2 separate regions of the Homo sapiens genome follow, and region 2 is linked to region 1. Evidence: read pairs that join two places in POLR2A ChIA-PET (ENCODE). Cell type or tissue: endothelial cell of umbilical vein. All regions are shown on one strand. Each heading gives the region's core, and the rest is flanking DNA. Links, peaks and the distances in the headings are about the cores only. Region 1 overlaps CFDP1 (craniofacial development protein 1). Region 2 overlaps CFDP1 (craniofacial development protein 1).

What was found. Peaks named below come from ENCODE experiments on the same cell type or tissue, not always from the same donor. Only the 100,000 strongest peaks of a DNase experiment are listed, where the experiment ranks them.
Region 2: POLR2A ChIA-PET joins it to region 1 with 5 read pairs; 4 of 35 experiments call an interaction of 5 or more read pairs at or near these places.

The regions. Positions count from the first base shown.
Region 1 is chr16:75,283,337-75,294,067 of GRCh38, reverse strand. It overlaps CFDP1 (craniofacial development protein 1), which reads left to right. Exons shown (of 7, transcript NM_006324.3): 7 at 26-358. The coding sequence ends at 116. It also overlaps the pseudogene RNU6-758P. Among named protein-coding and RNA genes, the nearest start is that of BCAR1, 37 kb to the right of the region's middle. In endothelial cell of umbilical vein, for the core only: no CTCF peak of the experiment used is centred there; a DNase peak (open chromatin) is centred at 4,657; H3K27ac peaks cover 2,448 bases.
Region 2 is chr16:75,361,506-75,372,236 of GRCh38, reverse strand. The region is part of intron 5 of CFDP1 (craniofacial development protein 1); the gene reads left to right. Among named protein-coding and RNA genes, the nearest start is that of CFDP1, 67 kb to the left of the region's middle. In endothelial cell of umbilical vein, for the core only: no CTCF peak of the experiment used is centred there; no DNase peak of the experiment used is centred there.

The sequences.
Region 1 (10,731 bases), core at 1,003-9,002:
GACAAACACTGTTTTCATCTTCTAGGTACATTGAACGGAAAGCCTTCCTTGACCGAGTGGATCACAGGCAGTTTGAAATTGAGCGAGATCTCAGGCTGAGCAAAATGAAACCTTGATGTTACGGGCTAAATCAAGAGCAGCTTAATCCTGTTTACAATGTGAGCTTTTTGTGCGTCTGTGAAATGTTTTACAGTGTTTCTCATCATCTGTTTCCCAGCAAGGTCTTTTTTTTTTCTACATTGAAGTTCTGTCTATGTATCTTAATCACAAATGGTTTCATTCACTTTACTTTTAAAAATTTGTCCTTAAATGAATAAATAAAATAAAAGTTGGTCCTGTGAGAGGATAATGAAGATGACGACCTCGCTCACCTTCCCTTTATTCTGCCGCAAAGTCCCACCCAGTTCAAGACAGCACATTCCAGGTCTGTCCAGGCTGGCAGAGGTCTTGCCAGGCATGGTGAAGATAGCTGACCAACCTGGGTGTGAATTTTCCGGGGCCAAGAGGCTCTTTCTGCAGCCAGCCTTGCCCCGAAGACCTAGAGGAGGCGGCTCACTAGAGTGACTGGAATGCCAGGCCCCTTCGCAGCTTGTTCTCATTTCCACTCGGGCTTCTCTTCTGATCTCTCTTTCTCCTGAATGGATTCCTACTGATGGCATGTAAGGCTGAAAATAAGGATATATTATTGCTGAATTAGCTGTTTTTTCCCTTCAGCCTTTTTCCTCTTCCCAAAGAAAAGTTAAATTCAGATATGCTCCCACTTCAATAATTCATTAATTTTTAGTTTGTCAAAGAATATTCTGAAGGATTTTCTTTTTTATACTCATAAGAAAATGTAAATTTCAAACTTCCTGCTTAGAGTCAGACATTCTTTGCAGAACAGCAGGGAGGAGAGTAAGAGAGTAACATCTTCAGTGAAGAGGGAAAGAGGGATAGAGACCATTCATATTAATAAGCGGGAAACCCCACAACCTGCTTCTGGTGTGTGTGCCTGCATGTGCATGTGTGTTACCCGAGTACCATGACAGGTTTGGGTGATGACAGGTTACCTAAGACTGCATTCCATTTCTTGCTGTACCAGCTTTGTGGCCCTGACCACAGGTCATTTTTCTGTGCCTCCATTTTCTGGTCTGCAAATGGCATGAATAACACTAGTACCTCCAAGGGGTGGAGTAAGCTAATGACACACCCGTCGGGTGTGAGTACTAGTTTATGGCAGGTCTCCCAATCTAGGCCTCTAATGTGGTGGGAATTCATAGCAACAAAGACCCAACTGTCAACACTAGATGGTTATGGGCTATGGATCTTATTACTCAGAAAGGTAGTTTACAAGCTAAATTTGAACACAATGTCTATTCACATCCCCTCTGATAAATAATTCTAAGTGATTGTAGAGCATTTCAGGCCAGCGTCACAACAGGCGGCCTGCGAGGTCTTAGTTATGGTCCCAAATGGGACATAATAACTGAGGAAGGTGGGCCAGGTGGCTCATGCCTGTAATCCCAGCACTTTGGGAGGCCGAGGCAGGTGGATTGCTTGAGCTCAGGAGTTCACGATCAGCCTGGGCAACATGATGAAACCCTGTCTTCACCAAAAATACAAAAAGAAATTAGCCAGGCATGGTGGTGCATGCCTGTAGTCCCAGCTACTCAGGAGACTAAGGTGGGAGGATCACTTAAGCCCTGGAAGTTGAGGCTGCACTTAGCCAAGATCGTGCCATTTCACTCCGGCCTGGGCAAAAGGAGTGAGACCCTGTCTGAAAAACAAAAAAAGAATAACCTAAGAGCTGCCAATATTTTGATTAGAGGACATCCAGACCTTCAGGAGGTAGCAGCCAAGATTTGATGTGAATGTCCTCCCACATGGTACTCTCTGGCTCATCATCCGTCATTCACCACCATTTGGCAACTGTTTCCCTAACTCTTCTCTGGAGTTCTGAGTCCCTCTTCCATTGCGCTTCACAAAGTTCTTCATCTCAGCAGCCAGTGTCTCAGCAACACGTGAGCTGGCTCTCTCCCTATTTGAAAAATGATCTGAAATCCAATAGAATGAATGGTGCTGAGTTCATAGTAAGTTAGGGTTTTTCTTTTTAGCAAATGTTAACACCTGTGAAGCCTAAGGGATTAAGACAAAAGCTGCAAAGCCTGCTGGGTTCTTCTCACAGGTGGGTTTGCTATTCCTGTTTTGCTCCAAGCCATGAAAGGAGAAGTCAGATGTGTCAGTGAAAGTCGTAACTGTGTGCTTGGGCCCTGCCTTTCTTGTTCAGGATCCAGCCCCCCGCCACAGGTTTTCTCCATCTGTACCTGTGTTAAGTTAATGTCATGATTCTGGAGAAAGGTCGGTTCCTTTCTGCTGTCTGTTGATTGGTGCCCCTTTTCCCAGCAGGGTTGCTGCCCACATCTGACCTCCACACAATCACCCATTACCTCTCCATGAGTCTTTTAGAAAGCCCCTCTAGTCTAGTCTTTTTTGACAGATTCTGGCTGCCTGTCAGGGAATACATGGCTATTTGCATCGATCCTATTACAGGTGCCCTGTTTCCCAATTTGTAGATCCGTGCTTCGGAGTCTCACACTTTCCCACTTTAAACTGTGCTGGTTGCCTTGACTTTAGCTGTCACTCTCTTGGTCTACATGGAACCTCTTTAAAAGCCTCCTGTACTGACCTCACTTCATCTCACTGATAAACCACTTACTCTGACTGATACATGTGCATCTGTATGTATGTATTATGTATACCTGTGTCATCTTACAATGAGGGTTCATATCAGACTTTCATTTATGTCTCACTGGCCATAGCTGGGTCATTGAACTGCCTCTAGCTGTAGGGAAGGCTGGAAAAGTGAGTGTCATGGAAAACAGGCAAGGCAGGGTGGGGAGGTGAGCCCTGGGGGACTGCCCACACTCTCCTAGAACAGCCTGAGCACATCAAAGTCCTTCCTTAGAGCCTCTGACAATTTTTTTTTTTTTTTGAGATGGAGTCTCACTTTGTTGCCCTGGCTGGAGTGCAGTGGTGCAACCTTGGCTCACTGCAGCCTCCACCTCTTGGATTCAAGTGATTTTCCTGCCTCAGCCTCCCAAGTTGCTGGGATTACAGGCGTGTAATCCTGGCTGGATTACACAACCACGTCTGGCTAATTTTTGTATTTTTAGTAGAGATGGGGTTTCACCATGTTGGTCAGGCTAGTCTCAAACTCCTGACCTCAGGTGAACCACCCACCTTGGCCTTCCAAAGTGTTGGGATTACAATGGCCATGAGTGTGGTAGAGGGGACCCTGGTACAGGAAGGAGGTCCTCTCTACCTCCTAAGATCCTGTGCCTGTTTTTCTTTTCTTTCTTTCTTCTTTTTTTTTTTTTTTTGAGACAGGGTCTTGCTCTGTTGCCCAATTAGTGCAGTGGCATGATCATGGTTCACTGTAGCCTCAACCTCTTGGGCTCAAGAGATCCTTTCATCTCAGCCTCCCAAGCAGCTAGGACCACAGGTATACACCACTGCACCCAGCTAACTTTGTAATTTTTTGTAGAGATGGGCATTCACTGTGTTGCCCAGGCTGGTCTTAACTATGCCTGTTTTAACAACTTGGAAACCAAGCTTTGCAGATTCTGACACCTCATCTTCCCAGACTCTGAAGGGCCTCCTCTGGCCCTTTGTTTTTACTCCTTACTGTTGTGGATCAAGTTCAAGGGACAGGAGAACTGGCCAGCAAGAGAGGGTCCTTAGGCATTAGCAGTGGGTATCTACAAATGGGTGGCTGTTTCTTGTAGGTGTAAGCCAGGCCCCAGGAGGCAGGAGTCTTCTCAAGCCCTGCCTGACCATCCCCATGGGCTGGGTGCTGTGGCTGCAGAATGGAGCAGGCCTTTGGCACCAGCCAGTGACCCAGGCAGAGGACCAAGCAGGTGGGTGTCCATGGGGGTGCCTAAGACGGGGATGGACCACTCTTGGGTATTCCTCTCGGTCATCTGTGCTGCCTGAGCCCATCTGTGCCCTCAGTGGGACCTACCTTCTCAGCCAGCATTGCTACCTGTCCCATCCTCTTCCTACCTCATGCTCAGAGGACTGAGCCTCCTCAGCAAATGCCTAGCCTTTCTCAGTGGACCCACCGAGACCAGGCTGGTGGGTGGGACTAATTAAAGTGTGTTTGCCCTCAATCAAGAATCACCTTTTCGGCCAGGCACAGTGGCTCACGCCTGTAATCCCAGTACTTTGAGAGGCTGAGGCAGGCAGATCGCTTGAGGCCAGGAGTTTGAGACCAGCCTGGGCAACATACAGCGAGACCCTATCTCTGCAAAAAATTTAAAAATTAGCTGGACATAGTGGTGCATGGCTGTGATCCCAGCTACTTGGGAGACTGAGGTGGGAGGATCACTTGAGCCCAGGGAGTCAAGGTTGCAGTAAGCTGTGATTGCACCCTTGCTCTCCAGCCTGGGCGACAGAGCAAGACCCTGTCTCAAAAACAAACAAACAAAAAAATCACCTTTTTTAAAATTACAAGTCTGATTTGAACCATGACAGACACTATCCTGCCCACAATTTTTAAGAACAAGTGACTAATATTTTATCTAGCTCTCACATCCACATTTAGTGAAAACTCATCTAACTCCCAAAGGAAGTGATGTCCCTTTATCCAGGAGTTGGAAATTGTCAAGGAAACTGTTTGCAGGAAGTGGGAAGTGGAAAGAGTGAGTCAGTGCTAAGAGGTGTTTGGCAGCCTTCTGCAGGGCATAGTGCTTGTCCCCTGCTGTGGTGTGAATGGCTGACAAGGACAGTCCAAGGACACCTTCTTAGCTGGTCCTGTGGAGTCCAGAGACTCCCCTGGAGTTGACTTTCCTGGCCTTGCTCTTGTCCTCTCCAAGTCCCAAATGGGTGTGTCAGATTTCCAGGGCATCTGGTACCTTCTCATTACTGAAAAAAACTGCCCTAAAACAGGATAATGTCAAAAGTAAAATAAGCCTCTTGATGTGCTCTGCTCACCTATTTCCTGAGGAATGCAGTGCTCTAATTAGGAAGTCTGCATAAGGTCTCTAGGGGCAAAACGGGACACATTAAGAAGGAAATCCTGAGTGAGCTGTACACTGTCAGCATCCATATGGAGGTACTGGACTAAGGCCTGACAGACACTTAGCTGGCACCTGACTTCAGAACTGGGCAGTGCAGGTTAGCTGAGTGGCTGGCACCGCGAAGGCCAGGAGACGTCCTGGGCAGGAGTGGAGTGATGGTGCTTCTGGCACCCTGGCAGGGACCAGGAAGGCCGGTGACAGGCTCTCCAGGTGCCATGCTGCCTCGTGGCAGCAGAACAGAGGCGATGTGGTTGGTGTGGTGAGATGGGAGTATGTGGTGTGGCGTAGTTAACATGGTGTGGTGTGATGTGGTCTGCGGTCTGACACGGGGTGGTAGAAAGGGCTAGAACAGGCTCTCAAGATCAGTCTTCTGCTTTTTGGTATCAGTCCTTAGCCAGATCTGGAATTGCTCAGGCATGTTGGGTGAGACTTAGGACTTTTTTAATTACCAAAAAGTACAGGTGAACAAACAGGAATTGGGCTGAGAATGGTGGGTTCCTGGGAAGGATCAGAAGCTTTTAGCTTCATCAGCGAACGATCGGTTGGTCCTGCATGCCAGATGCTTCCTGACATGCTATCTTGTTAGATCCTCTGCCCTTTCAGAGGAGGAAACTTGCCTGAGGTCATCTGGTAACACAGCCAGGGCCGCACCCACATGGCATGGCTGGAGGGCAGGATGTAGGAGGCAGCAAGATTGAACAGCCTCTCATCACCCCCTGGATCCCAGCGCCATGTTGGGAAGGAAAGACCCGAGGGCAAGGAGACAGAAAAACCAAAGGTTGAGAAGGTTCTTGCAGATGAAGAGCTGCCTTCTGGTACCGAATTTTTGTGTCAAGAGTTCACTGAGATGTGGGCACCCTGGCCTCAGCTCTGGTACCGCCCAGTCTAGGGCAGCTTCTGACCCACTCTTTGCAGGGGAGAGGGGGTACTGCTGAGAAGTCCTTACCTAGGACTTAAGCCCTGCTTCAGACAGGCCTGGTGGCCGGGTGTCACCCATGTCTAAGCTCTGCTCCATGGTCACGTTTCTGTGCTGAGCATTTCTGAGTGGAGGGTGTTGCCCTCTTTGAGACACTGCCTGGGGTTAGGGAGTGAAGGGAGGAGGTGCCCAGATGACTGCAGCCACTTGGTGTGTGGGAGGTTCAGCAACTCAGGGACATTGAGTGCCACTCCCCTGCCCCGCCTTCTCTGGGCTGGAGATTCCCATCTTGGCCTCTTCTGCTTCTTCTTTTTTTGAGACAGGGTCTCGCTCTGTCGCCCAGGCTGGAATACAGTGGGGTGATCTCAGCTCACTGCAGCCTCAGCCTCCCTGGGCTTAAGCAGTCCCCCCACCTCAGCCTCTTGAGTGCTGGGACTACAGGCATGCACCACCACGCCTGGCTAAGTTTTATATTTTTGGTAGAGACGGGGCTTCACCATGTTGCTCAGGCTGGTCTCCAACTCCTGAGCTCAAGCAGTCGTTGTGAGCCAGCCTGCTAAGTCTTTTTTACTATTGCTTTTATTTATGCCCTCCTAGAGCAACTTAAGTCCAAAAATACTACCAGATGCAATCTTTGTGCACAGGCAAGTTGACTCCAGCAAGGAAACTGGGATGGAGAAGTCCAGCAGGGTCGCACGACAGAGCCCCTCCTTGGGGCCTCTCTCCCTCCTATGCAGCCAGCTTTTGTTGTTTGTGGTCTCAGAAAGCTGGTGAGTAGGCTGAGTCTGTGTTCATATAAGGTGCAAGGTGGCTGTGCTAGGGAGGAGGAGGGAGAGAAACTAACATAAGGAGAGCGCTGTCGGGTCAGACACATGGCTTGACATCCTCCTTCTAACCCCTCCTATCTCTGGGATCCGGCTAAATCCCTCAACCCCTGCGTCTCGGATTCCTCACCTTTGAAAGGTTGCTCAGGATGGTGAATAATCCTGCTCTGCCTACCTCACAACACTTTATTAAGTGAAATACACCATCCGTGTTGCTACAATTAAATTGTGCCCCTGGCTTCCCCTTCCCCAAGAGAGCCAAACTTACGGGAGTATAAATTAGTGCCACTTTACAGAGCACTTTGGCAATGTCTAATAAATCTGGAGCTATACCTGGCCCCGGATGCAGCAGCTGTACTCCCGAGATACATCTTGGAGAAGCACCAGCACGTGCACAAAGAGACAGGAGTACAGGTTAAGTACCCCTCATCTGGTGCTCACTTTGGCAGCACATATACTAAAAAAAAAAAAAAAAAAAAAAATAGAATGATGCAGAGAAGATTAGCATGGCCTCTGCACAAGGATGTGATGTGGTTTGGCTGCATCCCCAATCAAATCTCATCTTGAATTGTACTCCCTTAATTCCCACGTGTATGGGAGGGACCTGGTGGGAGATATTTGAATCATGGTGGCGGTTTCCCCCATACTGTTCTCATGGTAGTGAATAAGTCTCACGAGATCTGGTGGATTTATCAGGGGTTTCCGCTTTTGCATCTTCCTCATTTTCTCTTGGCTCCACCATGTAAGAAGTGCCTTTTGCCTACTGCCATGATTCTCAGGGCTCCCCAGCCATGTGGAACTGTTAAGTCCAGTTAAACCCTTTTTTCTTCCCAGTCTCGGGTGTGTCTTTATCAGCAGCGTGAAAATGGACTAATAAAGGATGACATGCAAATTCGTGAAGCATTCTATTTAAAAAAAGAAAAGAAAAAGTATCCCTTATCTGAAATGCTTTGGACAAGAAGTGTTTCAGATTTCAGATTTCTTTGGATTTTGGAATATTTGCATTAGACTGATCCAGCATCCCAAATCCAAAAATCTGAAATCCAACATGCTCCAATTAGCATTTCCTTTTAGCATCAGGTCGGCACTCAAAAAGTTTCATATTTTGGAGCATTTTGGATTTGAAAGCTTAACCCGTATTGGTAATTATTAAAAACTTGGAAACCACTGTAGAGGAGGAAAAATTTATCTTCTACTCTCTTTATTTTTTTATTTTTTTACATGTACATGGGAGTCCTCACAAGAAACATGAAGACCCAAAGAAACAAGAGTTGAAAGCTTATATACTGAGTTGGGCAAAGAGTAGTAAGTGTGACAAGGTGAAAGGGCCTGAGCTAGGGGAGTTACATTGGTTGGAAAAGTGGAAAGATGCGGGTTTGTTAACAAGGTTCACACAGATTTCTCTCAGAATTAACTTCCCCTCCTTGGTGATAAGAGTGTCTCTTTCCTTCTAGTATAAGAAGGGTATATTGGGCCAGGAGCTGTGGCTCACACCTTTAATCCCAGCACTTTGGGAGGCCAAGGCAGGCGGATCACAAGGTCAGGAGATCGAGACCATCCTGGCTAACAGGGTGAAACCCTGTCTCTACTAAAAATACAAAAAAATTAGCCGGGCATGGTAGCAGTCGCCTGTAGTCCCAGCCACTCGGGGGACTGAGGCAGGAGAATGGTGTGAACCCGGGAGGCGGAGCTTGCAGTGAGCTGAGATTGCGCCACTGCACTCCAGCCTGGGCAACAGAGCGAGACTCCATCTCAAAAAAAAAAAAAAAGGATACATTGGCTAGGCATGGTGGCACATGCCTATAATCCCAGCACTTTGGGAGGCTGAGGCAGGCAGATCACCTGAGGTCAGGCGTTTGAGACCAGCCTGGCTAACATCATGAAGCCCCCATATTTACCAAATATACAAAAATTAGCTGGGCGTGGTGGCACACGCCTGTAATCCCAGCTACTTGGGAGGCTGAGGCAGGAGAATCACTTGAACCCAGGAGGCAGAGGTTGCAGTGAGTTGAGATTGTGCCACTGCACTCCAGCCTGGGTGATAGAGCAAGACTCCATATCAAAAAAAATCAAGGATACATTTCACATGACAATTTCATCTGTTTTTAAAGAAAAAGGACAGAGTGTCCTTCTTACACCTGTTTTTCAGGTGCCTTTTTTTAGAGACAGGTTCTTACTCTGTCTCCTAGGCTTGAGTGCAGTGGTGCAATCATAGGTCACTGCAGCCTCAACTTCCTATGCTCAACTGATCTTCACATTCAGCCTCCTGAGCACATATCACCAAGCCCAGATAATTTTTTTGTTCTTTTTAATGACAGGGTCTCACCATGTTGGCCAGGCTCGTCTCAAACTCAAGCAATTCTCCCACCTCGGCCCCCCAAAGTGCTGGGACTACAGGCATGAGCCACCTCACCAGGCCACAGGTGCCTTTAACTCAAAATAGTCAATAGGCCAGAGTGGCATATTTTGAGTGGCATGTTCTGAACACCTTCACAGCCCAGTGATCGCCAGGAGAATGCGTCAATTGTAAAGTAGTCACACAATGGTATACGATTTGGCAGTGAAATGCACAAGCTGGCAGCTATGCGCATCAACATAGATGAACCTTGTAAGCAGCATTGATGCAAAAATCAAATTGCAAAAGACCTGCCATACAATCCCAGGTGTACAGATTTTAAAACATGTAAATATAGAGGTATTGGTTGCCCACCCTTGTGATGTATAATTCAGTACACTTTAAAATGGTTTTATGTTCTGTGGTTCAGAACGTGCATATATATATATATATATATATATATATATATATATATATATATATATATATAGTGATAAACCTTAAGCTCAGCATAGAGGAAGCCTCTTGTGGGGTAAGGAAGGCCATATGATAAGAGATCAAAAAAGAGCTTTGGGCCAGGCGCATGGCTCACGCTTGTAATCCCAGCACTTTTGGGAGGCCGAGGCAAGAGGATCCCTTGAGCTCAGGAGTTCAGAACCAGCCTGGGCAACATAGTGAAACTCCGTCTCTACAAAAAATAGAAAAAGAAATGAGCTGGGCATGGTGGTGCACACCTGTAGTCCCAGGTACAAAAGGAGGGTGAAGTGGGAGGATGGCTTGAGCCCAGAAGGTAGAGGTTGCAGTGAGCCAAGATCACACCACTGTACTCCAGCCTGGGCAACAGAGCAAGACCCTGTCCCCCACCCTAAAAAAAGGAGCTCTGGGCCAGGTGTGGTGGCTCATGCCTGTAATTCCAGCACTTTTGGAGGCTGAGGCAGGAGGATCCCTTGAGCTCAGGAGTTTGAGACCAGGCTGGGTAACATAGCGAAACCCCATCTCTACAAAAAAAAAAAAAAAAAAAAAATTAGCTAAGCATGGTGGTGTGTGCGTGTAGTCCCAGCTACTGGGGAGGCTGAGGTGGGAGGATGGCCTGAGTCCAGGAGGCGGAGGTTGCAGTGAGCTGAGATCACACCACTGCCCTCCAGCCTGGGCAACAGAGCCAGACCCTCTGTTAAACAAAAAAGGAGCTTTATTTACAGCTGTGGTTTTATATCTTAAATTGGGAGGTAGCGATACAATTTTTTTTTTCTTTTTGAGATGGAGTTTTGCTCTTGTTGCCCAGGCTGGAGTGCAATGGCACGATAACATCTCACCACAACCTCCGCCTCCCGGGTTCAAGCGATTCTCCTGCCTCAGCCTCCTGAGTAGCTGGGATTACAGGCATGGGCTACCACGGCCGGCTAATTTTTTGTATTTTTAGTAGAGACAGGGTTTCTCCATGTTAGTCAGGCTGATCTCGAACTTCCGACCTCAAGTGATCCGCCCGCCTCGGCCTCCCAAAGTGCTGGGATTACAGGCATTAGCCACCATGCTCGCCCGCGGCACAGGTATTTCTTATATTATTCATTATATCTATTTATCTGAAATCTTTCAAGATAG
Region 2 (10,731 bases), core at 1,736-9,735, 77 kb before region 1:
AAACTCTTCAGATTAAAACCCTTCTTATAGCTATTACTTTGGACTTCTTATATTTTACAGTATAGGGAAGAGAAAGCTGTCATGGTTATTGCTGGCTCCTTTTTTAGAAATAGGTAGAGTATTATATATGCTTTTGACTTGAACAGGATTGCCTGGTGCAAATAATAGTTTTACTTAATTCTTTTAGCTGTAAAATAGGGATCATAATTCCTACTTCATAGAGCTGTTTTGAGAATGAAATGAGATAAGGTGTCACTACAGTTCCTGGCACAGAAGGACTCAATGAAAATTAGTAGTTTTTCCCTTTTCCCTATTTTAAATAACAAGGTTGATCTTCACTTACTAGTTCGTATTAGGACAAGGAAATTATAAAATCATCAAGGAAACAGTAGACTTAACAAATAAATGAAACTTAAAACTATTAAAAACGTATATAGATTTAATCAACATTTTCATCCTCTTCCTACTAAATGAAACCTTTGAGTTGGAGGAGAATACACCAAGACTGAAATTCACTTACTTTTCTTTCCTCTGATTATTCTAATATGTAACAAAACACTTGAGAGGTTCTCAGAAAAGACCAAGAGATTCTTCCTATGAATGTTAGGCTATAGTAATATTTTTATGTACTAAAATATATAAACCTGTTTTTAGAAAAGAGCCTGAATTAGCAGAACAGGAATTTCCCAACTACAAAGGAAGCTTAACCAAAACGCTTAAGGTTAGTTTTTAAAAAACATTTGAATATATAAGAACTTTGTTCAGTTTTTTTAACCTCGCCCCCCATTCAGGTTTCTTAATCTGCTTTGACATCACTATTTTAATCTCCACAGTTTTATTTACTTAAGACATTAGCCAGTGTTTAATCATCTTTAGAGAGAGATATATAATTATGAAATTGTATCATATTATGTTGACATTACTTAAAATGTTTTAACTTGTATTTGTCCTAGGGGACTTTTGGCAGTGTCTAGAGACATTTCTGGTTGTATAACCTGGGCAAGGCAGGGGATGCTACTGGCATTTAGAGGGTAAAAAGTTTGAGATGCTGCTAAACATCCTGCGGTACAAAGGACAGCTCGAAACAAAGAATTGGCTTATTCAAAATGTTAGTAGTTCCCAAGTTAAGAAACCCTGCGGAACACTACAGTGAAGTCCACATGAACATGTGATAGTTTGTTTTTTACAATTCTGGAATTGGCTTTTTTCTGCACTTGGCACAGTATATGCTCATATAGGGCATATTTGATAAATGAATAAACTAACAAAGTGAGATAGATCCCAACCTGAATTTTGTAGTAAGCAAGTCCTTTTGCAAGTGAGTTGATTTCTGCAAATGGATCTTTAAGTTTTTTTTAATTCTTTTTTTAAATTTTTGAGACAGTCTTGCTCTGTCACCCAGGCTGGAGTGCAGTGGTATGATCTTGGCTCATTGCAGCCTCTGCCTGCTGGGTTCAAGCGATTCTTGTGCCTCAGCTTCCCAAGTAGCTGGGATTACAGGCACATGCCACCACACCAGCTAATTTTTGTATGTTTAGTAGAGACGGGGTTTTGCCATGTTGGCCAGAATGGTCTGGAACTCCTGACCTCAGGTGATCCGCCCTCCTCAGCCTCCTAAAGTGCTGGGATTACAGGCGTCAGCTACTGCACCCTGCCACACATTATTATTATTATTATTTTATTATACTTTAAGTTCTAGGGTACATGTGCACAACGTGCAGGTTTGTTACATATGTATACATGTGCCATGTTGGTGTGCTGCACCCATCAACTCATCATTTACATTAGGTATATCTCCTAATGCTATTCCTCCCTCCACATTATTTTTAAAATAGAAAAAATTTGGCCGAGCGTGGTGGCTCACGTTGGTAATCCCAGCACTTTGGGAGGCCAAGGTCAGTGGATCACCTGAGGTCAGGAGTTCGAGACCAGCCTGGCCAACATGGCGAAACCCCATCTCTACTAAAAATACAAAAATTAGCTGGGTGTGGTGGCAGGCACCTGTAATCCCAGTTACTTGGGAGGCCAAGGCAGGAGAATCACTTGAACCTGGGAGGCAGAGGTTGCAGTGAGCCAAGATTACACCATTGCACTCCAGCCTGGGCAACAAGAGCGAAACTCTGCCTCAAAAAAAAAAAAGTAATAAATAATAGAAAAAATTCAAGGCCAGGCATGGTGGCTCACGCCTGTAATCCCAACACTTTGAGAGCCGAGGTGGGCAGATCACTTGAGGTAAGGAGTTTGAGACCAGCCTGGACGACATGGTGAAACCCTGTCTCTACTAAAAATAATAATAATAATAATACAAAAATTAGCTGAGCTTGGTGGTGCAGGCCTGTAGTTCCAGCCACTGGGGAGGCTGTGGCATGAGAATCGCTTGAACGTGAACCTGGGAGGCGGAGGTTTTAGTGAGCCAAGATCGCTTCACTGCACTCCAGCCTGGGTGACACAGTGAGACTCTGTCTCATAAACAAATAAATACAGTAAGTAAGTAAGTAAAGTGTTGGTCAAACAAAAGGAGGCCAGTTTGGAAACTCTGGTTCCTTAACCTGCTGTTGAGACTCTGAGCACTAGAGAATAATCTGGTCTTACTTAGTTTTCTTTGTTTCTGGTAGACAGATTTGCAAATTGCTTTTCCAGTTTCATCAGAAGAAACAAGTGTGGACACATACGTCTCTGTCAATACACTGTTTAGATTATTGGAGAATAAATAGGCAACCTACTGCGAAGCCATGTGTCTAAATGTATATAATAGTTAAAGCAGAAGCCTGCATCTAGCTAGAATTCTGTATAGCAGTGTGCGGGTTTTTTGGCTTTTTGTTTTTTTGTGGGTTGTTTTGTTTTTGTTTTTTTTGAAGCGAACTTTTGCTATATTGCTAAGGCTAGTCTTGAACTCCTGGGCTCAAGCAATACTGCCTTGACCTCCTAAAGTGCTTGGATTACAGGCATGAGCTACTGCGCCTGGCCTGCAATATGTATTTTAAGCTACTTTTTTTATTATTCCCTAAATAAAAATAATTTCTCCTATGCCTGACGAAATCAGTCTTATTTACGTTCAAAAACTATACTGAGGAGAGGAGGACTGTATTTACTTTGGACTTTTGAGCAACTCATTTACACATATTACACTTACATTTCTGATGTGCCTATTTTTAACCAAACCTTGAATTTGATACATTAGCTGATTGGCCACATAAATGTTTTGGTCTTCATAAAGCAAGACATGTTTGTGCAAGTATTGGAATATTTTATTCCATTTTATCCTTACTTTCTTTAAGTTATTGAAAAATGTAAAAAGGAAAGTACTGATACCCACAATGAAAATGTGTAAGTATCAGACTCCTTAAAAAAAAACAAACAAACAACTTTTTATTATGAAAAATTGCAGCAGCCTGGGCACATGGCGAAACTCCATCTCTACAAAAAATGCACAGATTAGCTGGGCGTAGTGGCACGTGCCTGTAGTACTCAGAATGCTGAAGTGGGAGGATTGCGTGAGCCTAGGAGGTTGAGGCTGACAGAGTGAGACCCTGTCTAAAAAAAAAAAAGAAAGAAAATATCAGACCTACACACAAAAGTAAAGTGTAAGGTATAATGAATCCCTGTACCCATCACTAAACTTCAACAGTTATCAATATTTTGCCAATCTTTTATATTAAATCCTTTATATGTGTTATCAAGTTGAATACTCAAATCTTTGCGGGTAGACATTACTATACCCCTTTTATTTTTTATTGTGGAAAATTTCATACAGTAGAGAGACTAGCATAATGAATCTCTCCATGTGCATGTAACCAATCTTCAGTACTTAACACATGTCCCATTTTACATCATCTATGATAGCTCTCCATCCACTCCACCACCAAAACCTCCACTGAATATTTTGAAGCAAAACTTTAACGTGCTGTGATTTTAGCTGTAAATATTTAAGTGTATATCTCTTAAAAGTATTCTTTTAAAAGCAATTACCATTATTACATCTAAAAATAATAATAATTTCTTGATATCCAGTATTTAGTCAGTGTTCATATTTCCTTAATTGTATCGTAAGTTTTTTGTTGTAGCTACTTTCCTTGAGTCAGGATGTAAACAAGGTCCACATATTCCATTTGACCGTTAAATCTTTTTGTTTTATTTGTTTGAGATGGAGTCTTCTCTGTGGCCAGAGGGCACGGTGCGATCTTGGCTCACCGCAACCTCTGCCTCCCGTGTTCAAGCGATTCTTCTGCCTCAGCCCTTGAGTAGCTGGGATTACAGGTGTCCACCACCACATCCAGTTAATTTTTGTATTTTTAGTAGAGGCAGAGTTTCACCATGTTGGCTGGGCTGGTCTCGAACTCCTGACCTCAAGTGATCCACCTGCCTCGGCCTCCCAAAGTGCTGGAATTACAGGCGTGAGCCACCATATCCGGTCTGGCTGTTAAGTTTTTTTTTTTTTTTTTTTGAGATGGAGTGTCACTCTGTCGCCCAGGCTGGAGTACAATGGCAGGATCTTGGCTCACGGCAACCTCTGCCTCCGGGGTTCAAGTGATTCTCCTGCCTCAGCCTCCTGAGTAGCTGGGATTTCAGGCTCCTGCCACCACGACCGGCTAATTTTTGTATTTTTAGTAGAGATGGGGTTTCACCATGTTGGCCAAGCTGGTCTTGAACTCCTATCCTCAGGTGATCTGCCCACCTCGACCTCCCACAGTGTTGGGATTACAGATGGGAGCCACTGCACCCAGCCGACTGTTAAGTCTTTTAAGTCTCATTTTATCTCTCCCACCCTGCCCCCTTATCCCTAGCAATTTTTTTTTTTTTTTTTTTAGTTCTGGAGTACATGTGCAGAATGTGCAGGTTTGTTACATAGGTACATGTGTGCCATAGTGGTTTGCTGCACCTGTCAACCCATCCACCACCTAGGTATTAAACCCAGCACGCATTAGCTATTTTTCCTAATACTCTCCCTAAATTTTTCTATTGTTTTAAACAGGTTTTTGGGTGGTGGTGGGGATTTATCATACCATAAAATTCATCCAAATACAAATGTATAGTTTAATAATTTGTAGTAATTTTTTTTTTTTTTTTTTTTTGAGATGGAGTCTCGTTCCTGTCACTCAGGCTGGAATGCAGTGGCGCCATCTCGGCTCGCTGCAACCTCTGTCTCCCAGGTTCAAGTAGTTCCCCTTCCTCAGCCTCCCAGGTAGCTGGGATTACAGGTGCCTGCCACCACACCCAGCTAATTTTTGTATTTTTAGTAGAGACAGGGTTTTGCCATGTTGGCCAGGCTGGTCTTGAACTCCTGACCTCACGTGATCCACCCACCTTGGCCTCCCAAAGTGCTAGGATTACAGGTGTGAGCCACCACACCCGGCCTATAGTAAATTTTTTAAAGTGGTAACTTTCATTGTGTACAATTTCATTTTAGAACACTTCCATCACCCAAAAAGTTTCCTTCTGCCCATTTGCAGTCAATTCCTGCTCCCATCTTCAGCCCCAGAAGATGGGAGCCCTCCAGACAACCACTGATCTGCTTTCTGTCTCCGTAGATTTGCCTTGTCTGGAAATTTCACTACATAGTCTTTCAGTATCTATCTCCCTATAACGGTTTTTTTGTTTGTTTGTTTTTGAGACAGAGTCGCACTCACTCTATCCACTCCAGGTTAGAGTACAGTGGCACGATCTCGGCTCACTGCAACCTCCGCCTCCCATGTTCAAGCGATTCTCTTGCTTCAGCCTCCCCAGTAGCTGGGATTACAGGCGTGTGCCACCACACCCGGCTGATTTTTGCATTTTTGGTAGAGACAGGGTTTCACCATGTTGGCCAGGCTGATACTGAGCTGCCTGCCTCAGCCTCCCAAAGTGCTGAAATTATAGGTGTGAGCCACTGTGCCTGGCCTCGCTATAAGGTGTTTTTGAAGTTCATCCAAAAATGAATGAATGAGGATCTTTGGGGAACTCACCAATTTCCCATTTGTTAGTGCTGAGCAGTTCTGGACAACTGCCAGAAAACAAATGTTTTCTTGTGTAGTATATATCAATAATTCATTGCTTTTTATTGCTAAAAAATATTGTACTTTATAGCTATACCACATTATACTTATCCCATTCATCAGTTGATGGACATTGTGTTGTTTTTACTTTTTGGCTTTTTAAATAATGCTGCTATGAACATTTTGTGTACAGGTCTTTATGTGGACATGTTTTCATTTTCTAGGATTGATACCTAGGAGTGAAATATGCTGGCTGGTAAATTATTTTCAAAGAAATTTTAAGGAATTGTTCATTGTTTTCCAAAGTGGTCACACCATTTTACATTCCTACCAGCAGTGCATGAGGGTTCGCTTTGTCCACTTCCTCATGAACAGCTGGTAGTGTTGGCCTTTTTGATCTAGCAGATGGGTAGTGGTACTTCATTGTATTTAATTTGCATTCCTTTAATGCCTAATGATGTTGAGTATCTTTTCATGTACTTACTGGCTATTTGTATATCTTCTCTGATGAATTATGAGTTGTATGTCTTCTTTGGTTTTTTGTTTGTTTTTTTGAGACAGGGTTTCACTGTATTGCCCAAGCTGGAGTATAGTGAGGCACAGCGGCCTCAAGTGATCCTCCTGGCCTCAAGTGATCCTCCCACCCTAGCCTCCTGAGTAGCTAGTGCTACAAGCACTGGCTACTATGCCTGACTGTGTATCTTATTGAGTTGGGGCTTCCTCCCTCACTTTCCAGCTGTTCTGACAGCCAGACTTAGTACTGTCTCCATAACCCATGGAGAAGCATCTTTCTGCTTAAGTTTTAGTCCGTCTGTGCCACAGAGACTGACTAATCTCACACAGTCAGTCCCCTTCTCTCAAAGGTTGAATCCACTCCAATTTCTGCCTGGCTTTGGTTGCTCTCCAGTGCCTTCAAATAGGCAAGAGTTTTCTATGTATTGGCCAGAGTATATAGTTGTTATCTGTCTGAGGGAGGGTTAGTCCCAAAAAGCTGCTTTATTACTATGTTATTCCATTTAATAATAGCTTCTTTTTTGACTTAACACAGATGTATTTAACCTTGCCATTCAACTTCAGTTATCACATAAAATTTATAATTACTTTCTGATTTGTAAGCTGTTTATGGGCTTAGAGTAACTCCACATATTAATATACCAAATATTTAAGATGCTATGGAAAAACAACTAGCCAGTCACCATGGTGAAATTCGTGTCGTGTTGATAGCCAAATAATCCACAACACATTATAGTCACAAATAAGTAACTTGGTTTCCTTCTCAGCACCCATCTATTTAAAATACACTAAAAAACATCCACCAGAATGATGCAGTTAATGGCCAGTGTTTAGCACTTGACATACATTTATAAATGTTTAGTGGTTCTCAAACTCTTTGGTCTGAGGACTTCTTTATATCCATATCAATGATTGAAGACTCCAAAGAGCCCTTAATACCTATTGATATTTACAGTAGTAGAAATTAAAACTGAGAAATTTAAAACATTAACTTATTTTCAAATAACAGTGGTAAACTCATTACATGTTAACATAAGTAGCATATTTTTGTGAAAAATAAGTATATTTTCCAATACAAAAAAATGTTGTGAGAAGAGTGGCATTGTTTTACATTTTTACAAATCTTTTAAATATCTGTCTTCATTGAAGATAGCTGACTCTGCATCTTCTTCACACATTCCATTAGCTGTCAGAGCAATAACACCGTCACCCACCATGTAGCCTCTGGAAAAATCCACTTGTGACAGAATACAAGAGAAGAAGGCAAATAATGTCTTCGTGTTGTCATGAAAATAGCTTTAACCTTTTCAGCTCCCTGAAAAAAATCTCCCATCTCTCTGGGGTCCCTGAACCACACTGAGAACTGCAGGTTTAATATATCTCTGGAAGGATACTCAGGCAGCTAAGAACAGTGTTGGTCTTGGGGAAAGGGGAATTTGGTAGCTAAAAGACAGCAAAGGGTAGAATGGAGGCTTATTTTAAAATACCTTTTGAGTATTTTACTTGGTACATTAATACCATTTTTTTAAAAAGTGAATTGTTAAATAAAGCCCTTATTTTCTTTCTGGCAGAAAGGTGCTTAAAGTAATAGTTTTTTTTGTTTGTTTGTTTGTTTTGTTTTGTTTTGTTTTTTTAATTTCACTTTAAACACATAGATCTAGAGGGGAGAAGTACCTCAGAGGACACATCTCCAATCTAAATTAGGTTCCCACTAGTATGAACCTTCACAGCCCCTAATTCTTTTCTGTAGCACTTACCTCAATTTGTAATTGCATGGCTGTGTGTGTGTGTGTGTGTGTGTGTGTGTGTTTCACCTCTTTTCTCCCCCACTAGACTATTAACTTCCTGAGGGCGTGAATCAAATCTGTTTTGCTCGCTTGTCTCAGTTCAGTACTTGGTTCATAATAGTTTGTTAGTAAATATTTATTGAATGAATGAATGAGGATCTTTGGGAAACTCCTATCAATTTCCTATGTCAGTGCTGACCAGTTCTGGACAGTTGCCAGAAGACAGTTCTTGACCAAACACCTTTTTTTGCATAGATAAAATGCTTCTTGGCTGGACATGGTGGCTCACACCTGTAATCGCAGCACTTTGGGAAGCCAAGGTGGGTGGCTCATTTGAGGTCAGGTGTTTGAGATCAGCCTGACCAACATGGTGAAACCCTGACTCTACTAAAAATACAAAAATTAGCTGGGTGTGATGGCGGGCACCTATAATCCCAGCTACTCGGGAGGCTGAGGCAGGAGAATCCCTTGAACCCAGGAGGCAGAGGTTGCAGTGAGCTGAGATTGCGCCACTGCACTCCAGCCTGGGCGACAGAGCGAGACACCATCTCATGGAAAAAAAAAAAAAAGGTAAAGTGCTTCCTGCATTTGTTCTCATTCCTCATAGATTGTGCACTAGATGAGCAGTAAGTATTAACAATCCATTTAGGAGTGTCACAAGAGGGGATGGCAAAAATTTTTTTTTTTTTTTTTGGTGCTCAGACTTTCATACATTAAGTCTTTTTACTATTTCAAAGATTTCTTTGTCATTCTTTGGTTGTTACATTTTTCTATAGAAAAACAAAATAGCATTTTTTTTTAAAGACCATGTTGGATTTGTCAAACCTGACTCCAGTGCCAGAGTAAAGAGCGTTGTACTAACTTAACGCTTGTGTCTGAATGAAGTTGGCCAAATGCTTACATATGTTTCCTGGTGGTGATTCTTTCAGTATTCTCAGTTCACATGCCACTGGGTCATCAGAAGACAAGTATCTGGATTTCAGAGCCAACAGTTTGCTTTTATTTAAGCTGCAAGACCCTCCATTGCCATAAGATCTGCCACTGCCATAATAACAAAACCTCAGCTGGAACTTCTGCTGCAGCCATTGAGGTCTGTACATAGGCCTCCTGCTCTCGCTTCTGGTTCCATGTAATATCATTGTTTATAAAAAGAATTAGTGTCTGTTCTGTATAAAACAACACTGTGGGGCAGAAGCTTTGCAGTCATTAGTAAGAGGGGCCACCGTGAACTACAGTTGCATTGAAAAGCAATTCTTTTCCCTCTTAGGAAATAGAACTTTAACTTAGGCTTGCTTTTATAACACCTGAAGGAATGGAAGAGGAAAGAGTAGTGTTCTCGAGGGTACCTTAACTTACAGCTTGTGTTGTAGGTCGAGATTGGCTGCATTATTATGTTACATGGTTTCTTGAGCCATGGTGAGCATATTTTCCAAACCAAAAATCAGCATAGCTATTCGGACAGTATTTTTTAAGTCAAATGTAATTACACATTTAGAAGTAAAATTAAAAGTTGAGACTGTCCAGGAAAACCCAGAACATAGGGATGCCTTGCCTGGAAGACGGGAGGTTGACTCCTCAAAGGAGAAGTATGCTGAACTTTAAACTTGACCCCCCTTGCCTTTCAGCACAGTGTTGATATCAGCCCTCCTAGAGGTGCAGCTGGGCCCCGCCTTTCTACCCAAAGTAGGATGCTACACCATAGGCCATAGGCAAGACCACTGATCTGTATGGAGACTTGATTTTTAGTATGAAGGATATTTTTTGCCTGGCCTTGAAGCCTGTAGGGCAGACATGGAAAAGGAAATGACAGTACTGACCCAGGACTGTCCCGTCTGACTTATTACCCAATTTGTGTAGATCATGCAGTCTAGGAACTAGCAAGCATTCGATTGCGGCAAAAGCATCTCCGAATGAATAACTTCATTGAATTCTTGGGTTTTTCTGAGTTCCTTCATTTTGTACAAATGACTTCCTGTAGGTATGGGAATTATTGGTCAAGACAGGCTCTTTTGCTTGTTTTCCTGAGGCCACGCTTTCAGCTCATGCCGTAGCAGAATAGGAGAAGGAAGAGAGCGAAAAATAATAGTAAAATTCTGAAAACAAATACAAGGAAACCTGGGACCCAAAGAGGAAACAGACGTTGAGAAATTCAAAAAGAAACCAGACAAGGAGAGAACATGTTCATGTGTTCAGAGTTGTTTTCTACAGTGTATTTATGGAGGGTGCAAGTGCCTTTTGACAGTTCTATTGTGTATTGTAAAAAAACTTTTTTTAATTCTTTGAGTTTTTTACATGTTTATCCCTTCCTAAGTTGATTTGTGTGTCTTTTTGGTTTTGTTTTTCTTTTTGAGACATAGTCTTGCTCTGTTGCCCAGGCTGGAGTGCAGTGGCATGATCTCAGCTCACAGCAACCTCCGCCTCCCAGGTTCAAGCGATTCTCATGCCTCAGCCTCCTGAGT